Regions from separate parts of the Homo sapiens genome. Here region 1 is linked to region 2. Evidence: chromatin loops called from intact Hi-C (ENCODE). Cell type or tissue: endothelial cell of umbilical vein. All regions are shown on one strand. Each heading gives the region's core, and the rest is flanking DNA. Links, peaks and the distances in the headings are about the cores only.

The links. Peaks named below come from ENCODE experiments on the same cell type or tissue, not always from the same donor. Only the 100,000 strongest peaks of a DNase experiment are listed, where the experiment ranks them.
Region 1: a loop joins it to region 2, with 6 times the contacts of the local background. A loop is called at or near these places in 5 of 110 quality-filtered maps.

What each region holds. Positions count from the first base shown.
Region 1 is chr7:150,479,962-150,486,622 of GRCh38, forward strand. It overlaps the pseudogene EIF2AP1. Among named protein-coding and RNA genes, the nearest start is that of GIMAP7, 32 kb to the right of the region's middle. In endothelial cell of umbilical vein, for the core only: no CTCF peak of the experiment used is centred there; DNase peaks (open chromatin) are centred at 3,760, 4,210 and 4,430; H3K27ac peaks cover 2,423 bases.
Region 2 is chr7:150,559,126-150,567,430 of GRCh38, forward strand. LOC107986860 (endogenous retrovirus group K member 19 Env polyprotein-like) reads right to left here and starts at 4,977. Exons shown (of 2, transcript XM_017012936.2): 1 at 4,088-4,977. The coding sequence starts at 4,658. GIMAP4 (GTPase, IMAP family member 4) reads left to right here and starts at 8,265. Exons shown (of 3, transcript NM_018326.3): 1 at 8,265-8,305. In endothelial cell of umbilical vein, for the core only: no CTCF peak of the experiment used is centred there; a DNase peak (open chromatin) is centred at 4,006; H3K27ac peaks cover 1,935 bases.

The DNA.
Region 1 (6,661 bases), core at 1,649-6,648, 79 kb before region 2:
GCCAAATTGGGCAGGGAAAGCCTTCAGACTGTCATTTAGACTGGACACTTGCAAGAGAAAAGTGGGGAGGAGCTGAGTTGGGCAGGAAGAGCCTGGCAAAGCCCAGGCCAACTCAATAGGGAATTCTGGGGCAAAGACAGATTAATAGCCAAGTCCTGCATTGGACAGACACTAGGAGCTCTGCTGTGCTCCGCTTTAGGCTGGGGACTGGCTGGAGAAAGCATGGCTTCAGCTCAGAAGCTCAGATGGGACCTGACAGTGTTGCAGCTGGAGCTGAATGGCAAGTTTCTTCTTGAAGTGAAAGCCTTCAAGAGTGGCATCCCTTCCTCACTGCCATAATTGGCGGACATCCTCCATGTCTCACTGAAGACCCTCCTTGAGCTGGAAGTCCAGAACTGATATTCTACTCTCTCAAACATATGTGTCTTACCAAGGCCACTATCATGCTGGCCACCTATTGCTTGTCCTGCCTCTCCAATGTGACATCATTGAGGTAATGTGCTAGTTCTCAACTGGAAACAATTTTGCCCTGTAGAAGACATTTGGCAATTCCTGGAGAAATTTTCTTTTTCTTTTTTTGGAGACGGAGTCTTCCTCAGTCACCCAGGCTGGAGCGCAGTGGTGTGATCTGGGGTCACAGCAAGCTCCGCCTCCCAGGTTCATGCTATTCTCCTGCCTCGGGCTGCCGAGTAGCTGGGACAACAGGCGCCCACCACCACGCCCGGCTAATTTTTTTTAAAAATTACTTTTAGTAGAGATGGGGTTTCACTGTGTTAGCCAGGATGGTCTTGATCTCCTGACCTCGTGATCTGCCCGCCTTGGCCCCTCAAAGTGCTGGGATTACAGGCGTGAGCCACCACACCCAGCCTCCTGGAGAATTTTTTAGTTGCCACAACAGGGAGTGGGTGCTACTGGTATGTGGTAAATAGAATCCAGGGATGCTACTGAACATCCTAAGATGCACACGACAGTCCCCCACAACAGAGTTATCTGGACCAAAATGTCAATAGTCCCAAGGCTGAGAGACCCTGATACAGTGGACCAATGTGATAGACTGCAGGATGTACAGATGATCCAGACCTCTTTTGGTTAGAGAGTGGGAGAGGTAACTTCTAAGGAAATGTTTTTTGCCTATTTACAGTGCCTCTGTTTTGCTGATGCACTAAGAACATGCTTATTTTTCACAAAGGGTCATCCAGCACCCCCAGCCTCCTCTCCTTCCTCAGAGCAATCCTTTTCACTTCATTTCTCTCTTTTCCTGCACTGAGCAAGATTTACTGAAGAACAAGGCTTTTGTGATGAACTTAGCATAAAGAGTAAAAAAAAAAAAAATAGTTTCGTGATTCCATGACGACAGAAAGTCCCATAAAATTTGGCTAAATTTCTGCAAGGGAGTCAGCTAAGTTGCTGACATGATCTGTGAAGCCTGCCAGCAAGCTCACTTCCCTAGAAGAATCCCCAGGCCACTTGGCTATGAGCCTCTTCTCCTCCTCCCTCAAATGAAGCATCCACCTTTTCAGTAAAAACCCTCTCCTTCCTAGCTCATCCTTACATTAGCTTGTTCCATGGGCCCACTGGTCCAGCCTCTACCACTAGCACACTATCATCCTCCCTAGCAGATGAAGGCATCGGCAGGCCCACCTCCCGTTCTCCCATGAGAGGCAGCTTGATGTTCATGAGAAACCTCCGTGGCCTTCACTCTTGCACCTCTGTATTTCTGTGAATACACACAGGATGTGCTCAACAGACTGGTGTAAAATCTAGTTGTGAACAGCATGATCAGCATGATACATTTTCCTCTTCAGCTACAAACTTCCTGTTTATTGCTCTTCACTTCACATCGTCCTCATGTATGTTGGTGGGTGGTAGTGTGGCGGGCTTGCGTTTCCTGACCCACAGATTATAGGGCAGCGTGTAGGCTAGACTAAAAGGGGTCAAGCCAGGGCCAAGGTGTCATGCCTAAAAGACCCTCTGGGAATATACTTGTAATTTGTCCTTCAAAAATCATCAGTAACCTGAAGTTTAAAATGACATCATGTCGACAATAATTATGAATGTTTTCCTAGCTTGCAACCCACCTGCTCTTGCAGCACTATGGGCTGCCAGCAAGTTCCTGTTTCCCTCAATTTATTTCTGAGGTTTCCCAATGGATGAGTTACATTAGCTACCGAAAATTTCTGTCACTTGTCACGTGGTGTTTATCTTGGTTTTACTTTTGTCCTGATCCAAATCCTTCTCCACTGGGTGCTGCTTACTAGGCACTGTTAACTACAAAGCATGCCTTTCAATCCTGTTGGCCACCACAGCTTCAAGTCAACACTGCAAGGCCTACTGGGTATTGGAGCATGCGCTAAACACCTTTGGTCTTTCTTCTATTTGTGTTTTCACTGGGTAATGAGGTTCTCACGGGCACCACTTTTGGCTCCACTGGCTGTTCATCCCTTCCTTCCTGGGTTTCCTATTTTGCAAATGGTGCCATAATCTGTCTAGTTGTCCATGACAGAAGCCTTGACTCTTTCTTCCAACAAATAACAAAAGAGTTGTGTATTATAAAGGCTTCATGTCTCTCTGGAGCATCCACTTTTTTTTTTCCTTATCTCTACTCGAGTTATGGTCACCATCGTTTCTGGACTGGATTGTTGCAACTGTTTCTTTGGATTGAACCTGTTTCGAGGCTTGCTTCTCTCAAATTACCTTTCACACTGCAACCATAATGCTATATATTTATAAGACAAATATAATTGTGAGATGATGTCAGTGGGAATAGCAGAATAATGTCCTCCAAAAATCTCCACAAAGATAGAGAACACTGTCAAAAAATAGTCAGAATCAACTCTTTTTTTTTTTTTTTTTTTCAGAACTCTGGGTATCAACCCAACGCTTGAAGCAATATTGAGAGTGTTCATTCAAGAAAAATAGTAAGAATAGTGAGTTCTGTCATGTTTCAACTTGCCCCTTTCTCATTACCCCCAACTCTGTGGTAACCTTGAAAACCAAAAAACTAAAATCACTATGAAAACTAGCAGCCTGGAAGCCACTGAAGGGAGCTGAATGGAGTTAGAGCCCCTTAAAAGTCCCATTTCTAGAAAAATGTCATTATTTGACCTGTCCAGTGGTGCCCTGGGAGATCCCACTTGCAATTCAGGAATGGAAAACCAAATAGTGTATTTTCTCATTTCTTAGTGGGAGCTAAGCTATGAGGACGCAAAGGCACGAGAATGATATAATGGACTGAGGAACTGGGAGGGGGGCAGATTGGGAGGGGGATGAGGGATAAAAGACGACACTGGGTCCAGTGTACTCTGCTTGGGTGACGGGTGCACTAAAATCTCAGAGATCACCACTAGATAACTTATCCATGTAACCAAAAACCACCTGTACCCCAAAAACCATTGAAATAAAAATTAAAAAAGGAACAAGGTAATGAAAAAGAATAAATATAGTACTAATTTAAAAGAAAGAAAAATCCTGAGATCCTCCCCACTGTTTCTAAGAGTCCTCTTTTTCCTCAGCCTTTTCTCTACCTCCTCAGTCCTACAGAATTATGCACTGTTTCTTTGTTGGTGCAAGACTCCAAAAGCCTAAAATGTGGTGTTTTTACTGTTACTTTAAAAAAAAAAAAAAAACACCCTGGTATTCACACACACAATTATTCCTATTCGACTTTTTCTTTTTCCTGTTGTTTTAGTTTCAGGAACTTTTACTGGAGGTTCTGCAGAGAACATGCAGAGTCAGCATGCAGCCTTCCTTCCTGATTTTGATCACTCTTCCTTTTGCTCCTTCCTCTTTTAAAAAAGTGTAAGACGCTTTTATTTGTGTCTTGAGAGACTGTTCTTTAGTGGATAATAATATCTCTGTTTTAGTCTGTCAAGCTTTGGTTAAAAAAACTCATTCCTACCCCCTTCTACATTACATTGAAAGGTAGGAAAAGTCCATTTAATAAACATTTAAAAACCCCACATATTCAGAATATTGGATACATTATAAATGATCATCAAGTATGGGCATAAGAATGTTTAGAGTACCCCATCAGGTTTAACAAGAAGATATATTTATACTGATTTCTGGCATTCAATTTATGTTCTTTAAATACCTAAAAGACTCATTTCTAAATCTTCTAGCTCCTGGAGAAGGGCTATCTCTTTTTGAATTTTCTCCAGCTGCTTTTTTTCCTAGCTGTTTGCCGGTTGCTGCTTGTTATTTCAGTTGTTTGATTGTTTTCAGTTTCCTAGGTTCTCATGTTTTCCCCGCTATCTTAAAATCTCTTCATGTTGGCTGAGAGAAGATATTTTGGGGTGTGTTTCCTGTTTTGCAGTGACTGGCTTCATGCTTCCTTTGTTCTTAGGGGATGTTTTGGGAAATGGCTTGTTATTTGCCCTTGTAGTTTCATATTCTCTGCGGCCCCTCCTCATGTAGCTTAAGATCAATGACTTGTTCATTTCTTCTAAGTGGAGTTCTAAAAGTCATTGCAATATTGGCTCCTCACAGGGTACTTAGAACTGCTTAATAAGTTATTGATTTTATTGGAAATACTATGTCCAGAATTTTTCGCTAACGATTTCTGCATTTGATGGCATGATATTTTTGTGCAGGATAGAGCTAGTATAATGGAAAATCTCGCACCCATTATTAACACATAACCTGGGGGCACATGTAGTAGTTGTTGCAAGACAGGTTCAGTATACAAGTATCAGTCATGTATTACACCATATTAATAGAATGAAGGACAAAAATTGCATGATCATTTCACTGGATGCAGAAAAAACATTGTACAGCTCTTTATCTGGGCACCAAGCAAAGTATGTAAAATTTGAAGCCATAGGTTTGGAAATAAGTTTGTGGTTTTTAACATCCCACAATTTTTCCCCTTGATTTCCAAACCCCTACAGTAGTAATATGTATGAATACAGTGGTAATATGTATGAAGACTATAGTAGACTGTATTACAAGAGCCAGTTCCAAAGTCAAGTTTACAATCACACAGCAAGTAGAGAATTGCTGCTTTGACAAGAGTTTTCCTAGAGGGCCCAACTCATTATAAATGGGATCACTCTTCAGTATTTACATTATAGCATTTTATTTGTTGCAATATAGAAACAGGTTTGTTATTGACAGTAGGAAACTATGGTTTTGTCGACATCTGCATTACCTATTACCAACTCACTGATAGCTTTTAGATTGTATTTTAGTTCTCACTACTAATGTTACTTTGCCTCAAACCAGGAAACAGGTTCCTAGATCTCCCTACACCCATGTATACGTAGCCTGCCTGGGGCTTCCTTTTTCCATGTTATAAGCTGTCTGGAGTAGGCCTATTTTGGGCAGATTCCGGCTAATCTTTCCTCTTCAGGTTTACTTTTCTCAGTCTAATGTGGTATGGATGTTAGCTGAGTTGTACTGTGGGCTCATGCTACTCCATTTAGAAAGAAAATTTGGGAAGCCTCATTTTGAACTTTCATTCTTGTTGTGTTCTTCACTCCAACATCTTAGGGGGCTCTGTGTTTTGGATGAAAAGGTGATCATTTGCCCAACCGACTCCATTCTTTATGTATATATGCTATTTTTTTTTTTTTTGAGACGGAGTCTCGCTATGTTGGCCAGGCTGGAGTGCAGTGGCGCGATCTCGGCTCACTGCAAGCTCCGCCTCCCGGGTTCACGCCATTCTCCTGCCTCAGCCTCCCGAGTAGCTGGGACTACAGGCGCCCGCCAACACGCCCAGCTAATTTTTTGTATTTTTAGTAGAGACGGGGGTTTCACCGTGTTAGCCAGGATGGTCTCGATCTCCTGACCTCGTGATCTGCCCGCCTCAGGCTTCCAAAGTGCTGGGATTACAGGCGTGAGCCACCGCGCCTGGGGTATATATGCTATTATTCAGAGCTATGGAGGAAAGAAGGGGCTCATCGGCACGCTGAATCGAAACAGTAACACCTGGAATGTGAACGGTGGTTCGAAAAGTATTAACATGCTTACTTTTTGGAATTTCTAAGCACATGAACATGGCTAAATTCTGTTGGAGGCACCCGTCTGTCCTCAGGTGAAATTAAGATATGTTTGGTTATAAAAGAGATGCCAAGAGAAAAATAAAGGTAATATTCAGATTCAGATATTTTAAGAAAATGGCTTTGCATAAATCCAACAACATTGCAAGCCAAGATTTTGTCTAAGTATATCAACAGTCATGTCTGGTAGGGTAGGCAATCTGTTTTTCTGTTTCACTCCAAGAACATACCAAAATATTTCAATCACATCTATCTTCCCAAAAACTACTCTGATATTAGCTTAACATTACAAACGATTTCCCCTTTTAATGAATGAATGAATCACCTCTAGCTACTACTAACTCTTAGTACACAATTTTTAAAAACAGTCTCTGGGGCTTCTGATATTTGTTTTAAGTTTTAATCATTAATGGATGACTGTTTCTGAAAATCCACTTTTCCCCTTACATTTGTGAGATAAAATAAAAGAGACCGTAAACGTCAGATAAGGTTCAGCCAGAGAATTATATTCTGTACAAATAATGGTACAACAGCAATCTTTGGTTGTTGGGGCAGCTGCAACACAGCACAGATGTTACCTTCAACTTCCTTTGTAAAAAAATAAGTTTAAGTGTAAAAAATATATTATGACTTTATGATAAGGAAGGCTGGGGACTCTTTTC
Region 2 (8,305 bases), core at 1,609-6,608:
TTAAAAAATGAAAAAATCCAAAGCTGTTTTGTTAAAAAGATCAATAAAATTGGCAAACTTCTATCCAGGTGTATAAGAAAAAATATGGAGAAAGTATAAAATATCAATTATTACATCACTAAAGATTCTATATAAATTAAGATCATAATAAGGGAATATCATGGAAAACTTTAGGCCAATAAATTCAACAACTTTGAGGAAATAGAGAAGTTTCTTGAAACTACCAAAGTTCACTTAAGAAGAAATACATAATCTGAACATTCCTATATTATTAGGTGTTGCAGGAAGTCAGGGACCCCGAATGGAGGGACCGGCTGGAGCTGCAGCAGAGGAACATAAATTTTGAAGATTTCATTTTAATATGGACATTTATCAGTTCTCAAATAATACCTTCATAATATCTTATGCCTGTCTTTAATCTCTTAATCCTGTTATCTTCGTAAGCTGAGGATGTATGTCACCTCAGGATCACGGTGATAATGGTGTTAACTGTACATATTGATTGTAAAACGTGTTTGAACAATATGAAATCAGTCCACCTTGAAAAAGAACAGAATAATGGCAATTTTTAGGAACAAGGGAAGACAACCATAAGGTCTGACTGCCTGTGGGGTCAGGCAAAAAAAGCCATATTTTTCTTTTTGCAGAGAGCCTATAAATGGACATGCAAGTAGGAGACATATCACTGAATTCTTTTCCTGGCAAGGAATATTAATATTAATATTAATACCCTGGGAAAGGAATGCATTCCTGGGGGGAGGTCTATAAATGGCCGCTCTGGGAATGTCTGTCTTATGCAGTAGAGATAAGGACTAAGATACTCCCTGGTCTCCTGCAGTACCCTCAGGCTTACTAGGATGGGGAAAACTCTGCCCTGGTAAATCTGTGGTCAGACCAGTTCTCTGCTCTTGTACCCTGATTTCTGTTGTTTAAGATGTTTATCAAGACAATACGTGCACCGCTGAACATAGACCCTTATTAGTAGTTCTGCTTTTGCCCTTTGCCCTGTGATCTTTGTTGGACCCTTATCAGTAGTTCTGCTTTTGCCCTTTGTCCTGTTCCCTCAGAAGCATGTGATCTTTGTTAGACCCTTATTAGTAGTTCTGCTTTTTGCCCTTTGAAGCATGTGATCTTTGTACCTACTCCCTATTCTTGCACCCCCTCCCCTTTTTAAAACCCTTAATAAAAACTTGCTGGTTTGAGGCTCAGGGGGGCATCATTGTCCTACCAATATGTGATGTCACCCACGGCGACCCAGCTGTAAAATTCCTCTCTTTGTACTGTCTCTCTTTATTTCTCAGCCAGCTGACACTTAAGGAAAATAGAAAGAACCTACATTGAAATATTGGGGGTGGTTTCCCCCAATAGTTAGGGAAACATTGTGTTCATGAGAGAAGCATTCTTTCCTTGGGAACTGAGGCCAACATAACCCAAAGCTGTGGGAAAGGGAAGCCACAATTTCACATGGCTCATTAGGATCAATAGTGGGAAGATCCATTCTGATATCAAACATTGGTTCTGCTCTTTCTATCATAGAAGTGGATACATGCCCCCCGGTGGCCAACTGATCTCCCTGGGATATGGTGTTGGATCAAAGGCTCAGTGTTGGTCTTAGCTCTTATTAGTTTGGTCACTTAACAGTGGCTGTAGCCAGCTTGGCCTCAGAGACTGGGAGTCAAAATTGCTGCATTCATGCATAACCCCCATCCCTACCACCATGTGATGAGCCTATTAAGCAAGGACAGGTGTGGCTGGGAGAAGAGGCTGGCTGATGTGCACAGAATTGGGTATATTAATTAATATCCTTTTCTGAATTCTCTTTAATCAGTGTTAATATGAGGTACACATGTCTGTACATTTCATGCTCTTCAGAGATGTCCATCTGTATCTCTCTCCTCTGACCTCAGTCCTCAAAACTGCATTACTACAGTCCATTATCATCCCTTTTGTTGGGGTCCAGCCTCAACACTACCTGCGGGTACCCAAAGTCTGGTGGCAACAAAGGAATGAGAAAAGACAAGTTAAGATTTAAAGTAGGTCCAGGGGGCCAGTTGCTGGAGGGAAGGCTGCAAAAGGCCCAGAGCTCTGGCTGCCTGACAATTTATTGAGTACAATTTTTTGATCTAAGAAGGGGATGGTACAGGGTGAAATGGTGAAGGAGGGGTACGTGTGTCATTCGGTTGTGAAAGATCTATAGCAGTGACGGTTAAGTGAATTTCCTTTAAGCTAAAAGCATATGTCTAACTACTGAGATAATCTTTAACTTATTGGGCTGCAGCTGGTAGGAGTTGGTTTTACAAAAAGTCAGGATGTCTGGTCACATTCCAGTGCTCAAGGGAGTGTTTCAGCCATGCTCACTGGCATGGGGACACAATGGCAATAAGGAGATGTTTCTCCTCAGGGGCCCCCTATGGTATTCCATAGGTGTCCTACACAGGGGTGACTGGCTAAACTGGCACCCCATAATCCCTTCCACCAGCACTTGCCCCCCGCTTTTTTTAATTAATAACTGCCATTTCTATCATGGCTTGCTTGTGGTGTCTGGCTTCTCTCCCAAGGCATCTTTTGCACCTGTAGACTAAAAATAAGCAGCATAGACAAACAGAAATTAAAGCAAAGTTTGTAGCAGTTGATTCTCCAATGGTTTTAATCCATTTCAGAGGATTCAGGTCAGAGAGCCCATCAACAGCTCCATTAAGGGCATCAGCACCAGGTAAGAGAGTTAAGTGGGCTTGAGATGCCTCAAAAACTTGTTCCTTTAATTTTCTTATGTCCAGTGTTAGATTTTCCTCTCTTCCTTCTAGATAGTGTTTAACCTTTTCCCAATGATGCACAGAGGCATTATAAGATTGAGGAGTAATACAAAAATCAGAAGTATTCCAATCACACTGTATTTGTATTCTATGTTCCAGGTTTATAATTCAATCCCCCATTCATGGTACTGTTTGATGGAGATCATTAATCTGATTAGCTAATTTTTGATCAATTTGTTTCTGGGTATTCCAAAGCTTAGAAGAATTCTTTTGCCACTGGTTAACATAATCAGCAGTTTGAACAGAAGAATGTAAGCAACACCTGTGGCTGCTGTCGTGGCTGTTACAGCTATGGTACCCATAATAACTGCAATAAGAGTGAAAATAAACCTTTTTGTTCAATTAAGCATTCCCTTTAGTATTTCAGTGACAATATGAATGGAAAGGGAAGCTTTCCAAGGTCTATTAAGGGAAACAGGTATCCAAACTCCCTCTCAGGCTCTGACAAGCAAGATACTATTATTCTTATCAAATGTAGAGTCAATGCAAGTGAAAAGATGACAGCCAAGACATGATATAGTTTGAAAATCAGGTAAAATATTGATTTGTCCTACTGCCAACATAAGAGGAGGTTTAACACAACCCTGTAATGGGACATCTGATTAGAGGACTAAGCTACAACAAATTGAAGTTTTTTACTATGGGTTTCTGTTTTATATTCTCCTTTTCAAATCCATATTGGGGTTTGAACCATCATTAATTTCTACAGTTCTGGGTGTTCTGAACCTACTATTGGATCAATCATTTTAGGGCATGGAGGAACCATATCACTGCCTTCCCAGAAGACAGGAAAGTCGGCTTCTATTCTATACTTTTGGGTAGGTGCCTTTTCGGAATAGTCAATTGGCAAGCTGCGCTCTTGACATCCCTTGTGCTGTCCAGTACAATTTACTGCAAATTGCCCCTTAGAGGTCCAGTCAATAACGATTCCATAGGAGTTATTTTGCAGTACCACAGCACTATTTGCAATGCAATCTTCCCAAGTCAGCACCTCAGCTTCCTTAGACCATAATGTCAATTGTTCTGGGCATTTTTTCTTTCTTGGCCTAAATTGATTAGTAAGAATATTAGCTATACGATAGGAATTTCCTGAGGATATGACTTTTGTTTTAGATTGAAAGCTCCTTCCACTAACTATATGAATAGAGGCCTCTGATCCATTATGTGCAGGGACATAAACCATCCAGCTTTGTTTGTCATAATCTAAACATCCTGCTGCAGGCCCCAGACATATAGAAGGAAAGCAATACCAATGGACACATTTATTAACATACCTTCCTCCTCTGGATGAGTAGGGCCTTGGTTATCAGTTGGTCCGGGCATCCAAACACTATTATTAACATAAACCTCAACTGGGGAGTTCAGCCAAGTAAGAGGTCTAATCAGTGGAGGGAATGGAATGTAATCCCAATAGGTATAATTTTGATCAGCCTCAGCTACAGGGAGACTCACTGCCAGGGTAATTACCACCATCATAGCTACCAGCAGATTGCAGGAGGTCCACGGTTTGTCCTGAGACTTCAGGTCCTCTTCTGCAAGCTGGGTCAATCTCTTAATCTGCCCCCAGGTCGGTGGAGTTGACTGGTGAGTCTTGCTGGTCACCTTCTGCTCAGCAGAAATCTTCATTTGAGCCATCAGGCAAGTTGGGAGTGCAAAGTTCCGAGGTCTTCTCCTCTTCCTTGGATTCTGACTCACGGCACAGCTTAAGATGTCTTGTAGGCACCCAGAGAGGAAGCTGATTTTCTCCTGGTGAAATACAAGAAAACCCTCTACCCCATGTAATGATTCTCCCCTCTTCCCAGGTCTTTGTTCTGACATCTTTCCACCACACAAGGTTTCCTTCATGGGGATTTATTTTTTGCCCTGTTAGATGCTGCTCTGCTGCAGTTGTAAACTGATCTCTGGACAAGTTCAAAAAATTTAAAATAATAAGAGCCAGTTGTAGCTGCATATAGGGAGTGGAGTATTCCCCCCTCTTTGCCTTTTGTTTTTGTAATTGAGTTTTTAAAGTTCTGTTTGCAAGTTCAACAATGGCCTGTGCTTGAGAATTATAGGGTATGCCAGTACTATGTCGAACACCCCATTGTTGTAAGAATGTTTCTAAAGATTTAGTGCAGTAGCCTGGCCCGTTGTCTGTTTTAAGTTCCTGTGGAATGCCCATAACAGCAAAACAAGAAAGCAAATGTCTTTTTATACGTGCTGTAGCTTCACCAGTTTGGCAGGTAGCCCACATGAATTTTGAAAATGTATCAACACTTACAGGAACGTAAGAAAGTTTACCAAATTTAGGAATGTGGGTAACGTCAGTTTGTCAGATTTTGTTAGGTGCCAACCCTCTAGGGTTAACACCAGTTCCTTGATGTGGTAATTGTAATACTTGGCACTGAGGACAATGTTGTACAATGTCCTTTGCTTGTCTCCAGGTGATTTGATATTTCTGTTTAAGTCCTGCTGCATTAACATGTGTTAAGGAGTGAAAGTCTTGGGCATCTGTGAGTACAGGAGAAACTAATAAATCAGCTTGATTATTAGCCCTTACAAGGGGCCCAGGGTGATTAGTATGTGTTTGGATGTGTGTAATATGAAAAGGAAAACCTTGATGATGCACCACCTTCTGTAAGGAAGAAAACAGTTGATAAAGTTGTTCATCAACAATGTACTTAATTAATGCAGTTTTTATGTTTAGAGTGGCTTGAACAACGTAAGCCGAACCAGAGACAATATTTACAGGCTGATTAAAATCTTTCAACACAGTTATAACTGCCTGTAATTCAGCCCTCTGAGCTGAATGGAAATTAGTATGAATAATTCAATTTTTAGGTCCTACACAGGCTGCCTTTCCAGAACTAAAGCCGTCTGTAAATACAGTCACTGCTCCTTCTAAGGGAGCATTATGGGTAATTTTTGGCAGAACTCATGTAGTTAATTTTAAAAACTGAAAAATCCTATTTTTTGGATAATGATTGTTAAGGTTTCCTATGAATTCAGCTTGCCAATTAACTTGCCAATAAATTTACTTGCCAATTAAAGGAGTTAATAAAAACCTGTCGAATCTGGTTTTTGTTCATTGGAACTATAAAAAGACCATTCAACCAAGTCCTCACTCTGAGCAATAACCCCTGTAGGTGAATGGAGCTTGTTGTATTTTTTCCTCAATCATTAGTGCTGGTTGTAAGCCACAGATTGTAATAGGGAATGAACATAAGGAGAATTTGGCCCACATTGTCCAATTGCTTGCCTTAAGTCTTTCAATATTTTAAAAGGGAATGGCTCCCAGTGTGACTGAGCATGTCCAGGCTGCTCCTCTGGTATGACAGTCACCAGAAACTGCCAAGCATCCAAGTCCCCACTTTCTCGTGCCTGATGAATGGAAGCCTGAATTGTCCCATATTTAACGTTGGGAGGAGCCTGAAGCATCTCTTTGGAATAATTAACAGGTGGACAAGTCTGAATTTTTAACCGTAATTAACTGGTGGCTGAGTCTGATTTTTACCATAGTTAACGGCAGGTTGTGCAATAACAGGTGCCGCAAACGGCATCTCAGGCTCCCATGCCTGCAGTTCACAAGGCTTAGGTGGGGGTGGCCATTCCGGAGCTTCCCCTGAGGGTGCAGTAGGTTGAACTGTCTCTTTCATATGTTTTTGGAGGTTAGCATACATAACCTCCTGATTCTCCCCCTTTTTTAACTGGAGCTAGATGTTGAGGTGATCAGGCCCAACCCCTTTAATGCCTGCATGATCTCGTTCCCATTCCTGATATTAATAACTTGTATACTGTATGTTTTGCCCCTTTTCTTGATTTATGTAGATAGAGGCTTATCAATTTTATTAATTATTTCCAAAGAATTCATGTTTGATTTTATTGGTTTTCTCTATTTTTTTTTTCTGTTTCAAGATTTCTTCCCTTTAGTATTTCCTTCATCCTCCTTACTTTAGGTTCAATTTGCTGTTCCTTTTCTAAATTTTTAATGTGGTATCACAAATTATTGTTTTCATTTCTGGATCTTTAATGTAGACATTTTTGTCTACACATTGCTTTATTGTTAAAGCATTAGATGAAACGTGGTGCTCACTGCAAATGTAGTCCCTAACAGAGAACTTTCCTACTGCAGTGATCCCTGTAACCTGAATAAAGATTCCCTAAGTAATGATCCAGTGCTTTAATAGTACTAAAAATAAATACTATATTTTGCATCAATTTCTGTAATTAAATAGAATAATATATACCTTCTAGCCAGGTTTAGGCTTCAGAAACAAAATATAATCCTAGTCTTTTAAGGTATCTCAGTTCAGAATCGCGGAGATGCTTTCTCATGCTGCCTGTTCTTTTGGACTTGCCTTCGTTTGCCTGTCAAACCAAGGGACCAAGTGGTCTTTGTTATTTAAGTCATGTTGCTCTGGAATGTAAATTATCCTTACTGTTGGTGCAAGATGTATTCCATTGCCTTGTTCTGCTTTTTAGTGTAGCCATCCTGTGCTTGTATACCCAGGGCCAATCACATTCTATCCTCAAAGAAATGTATGTCTTTCTCTTACAGTTCTCTTTAGAATTATTAGCAATTTTATAATTACTAAAGTGCTATGTAATTCTAAATAAGGTCTCAGCTGTGGGGTATAATGGTAAATTGAGACCCCTTTTACAATGGAAAAATAACTGGTTATAACGGTGAGCTGGGACCCCATTACAATACTCTCAAAGTTTCCATTTTAGTGGTAAGTAGTGTCAGATGTCAGTGTTTAGAATATTTCAGTGGTTCCAGGACCATCTCAGGAGGTGAATTTTGGGCCCATCCTAGTCAGTCCAGTGAAAGTCATTTACTCTCTTTTGCTTCTAGCAGATGACTCATGGACATACCCTGGAAATAAGGACACACTGTGGACTCAGAGGACATACCTGAGGTACTGGGAGAAAGGGGTATGGGGGCTTAGCTGGGAGGCCTGTTGTGCTGAGCAGGGGTTCAGGGGCTCAAGGGTCTTTCAGAATAACTGATAACTCTCTAGTTTTGGCCCAGAAGTTTCTTCCAGAATGTCACAGCATGACCCATGTTTTTTGTCTCACTGCAGAGCCTTTGCAAGGTTCAGTATGGTAGCCACCAGGCATACCAAGCTGAATATTCCTTCTTTCCTTCTGGGGAAAATGCCTGGTGCAAGTTGTTCTGCCTGACTTTGCCTTTTAGAATTCTGACAATGGAGTAGCTATTTAACTTTAAATAAATTGAAACAAAATAAAATTTAAAATTCAGAACTGCAATCACACTCGTCACATTTCAAGCGCTCAGTAGTCACGTGTGGCTAAGGGTCACCATCTTGGACAGCACAGAACAACCCCATCCCTGCAGAAAGTTCTATTAGAGCTGCTGGATGATCAGGTGGGCAGGTCCCTTGCACAAGTAAATCTGGACAGCTCCTCCCCTCACTTCCTCTCTTCTCCTGTTTCTCAACATCCTGGCTTAGTATTGTGTGCAAAATCAGAGAGGGGTGCAAGATCCTGAT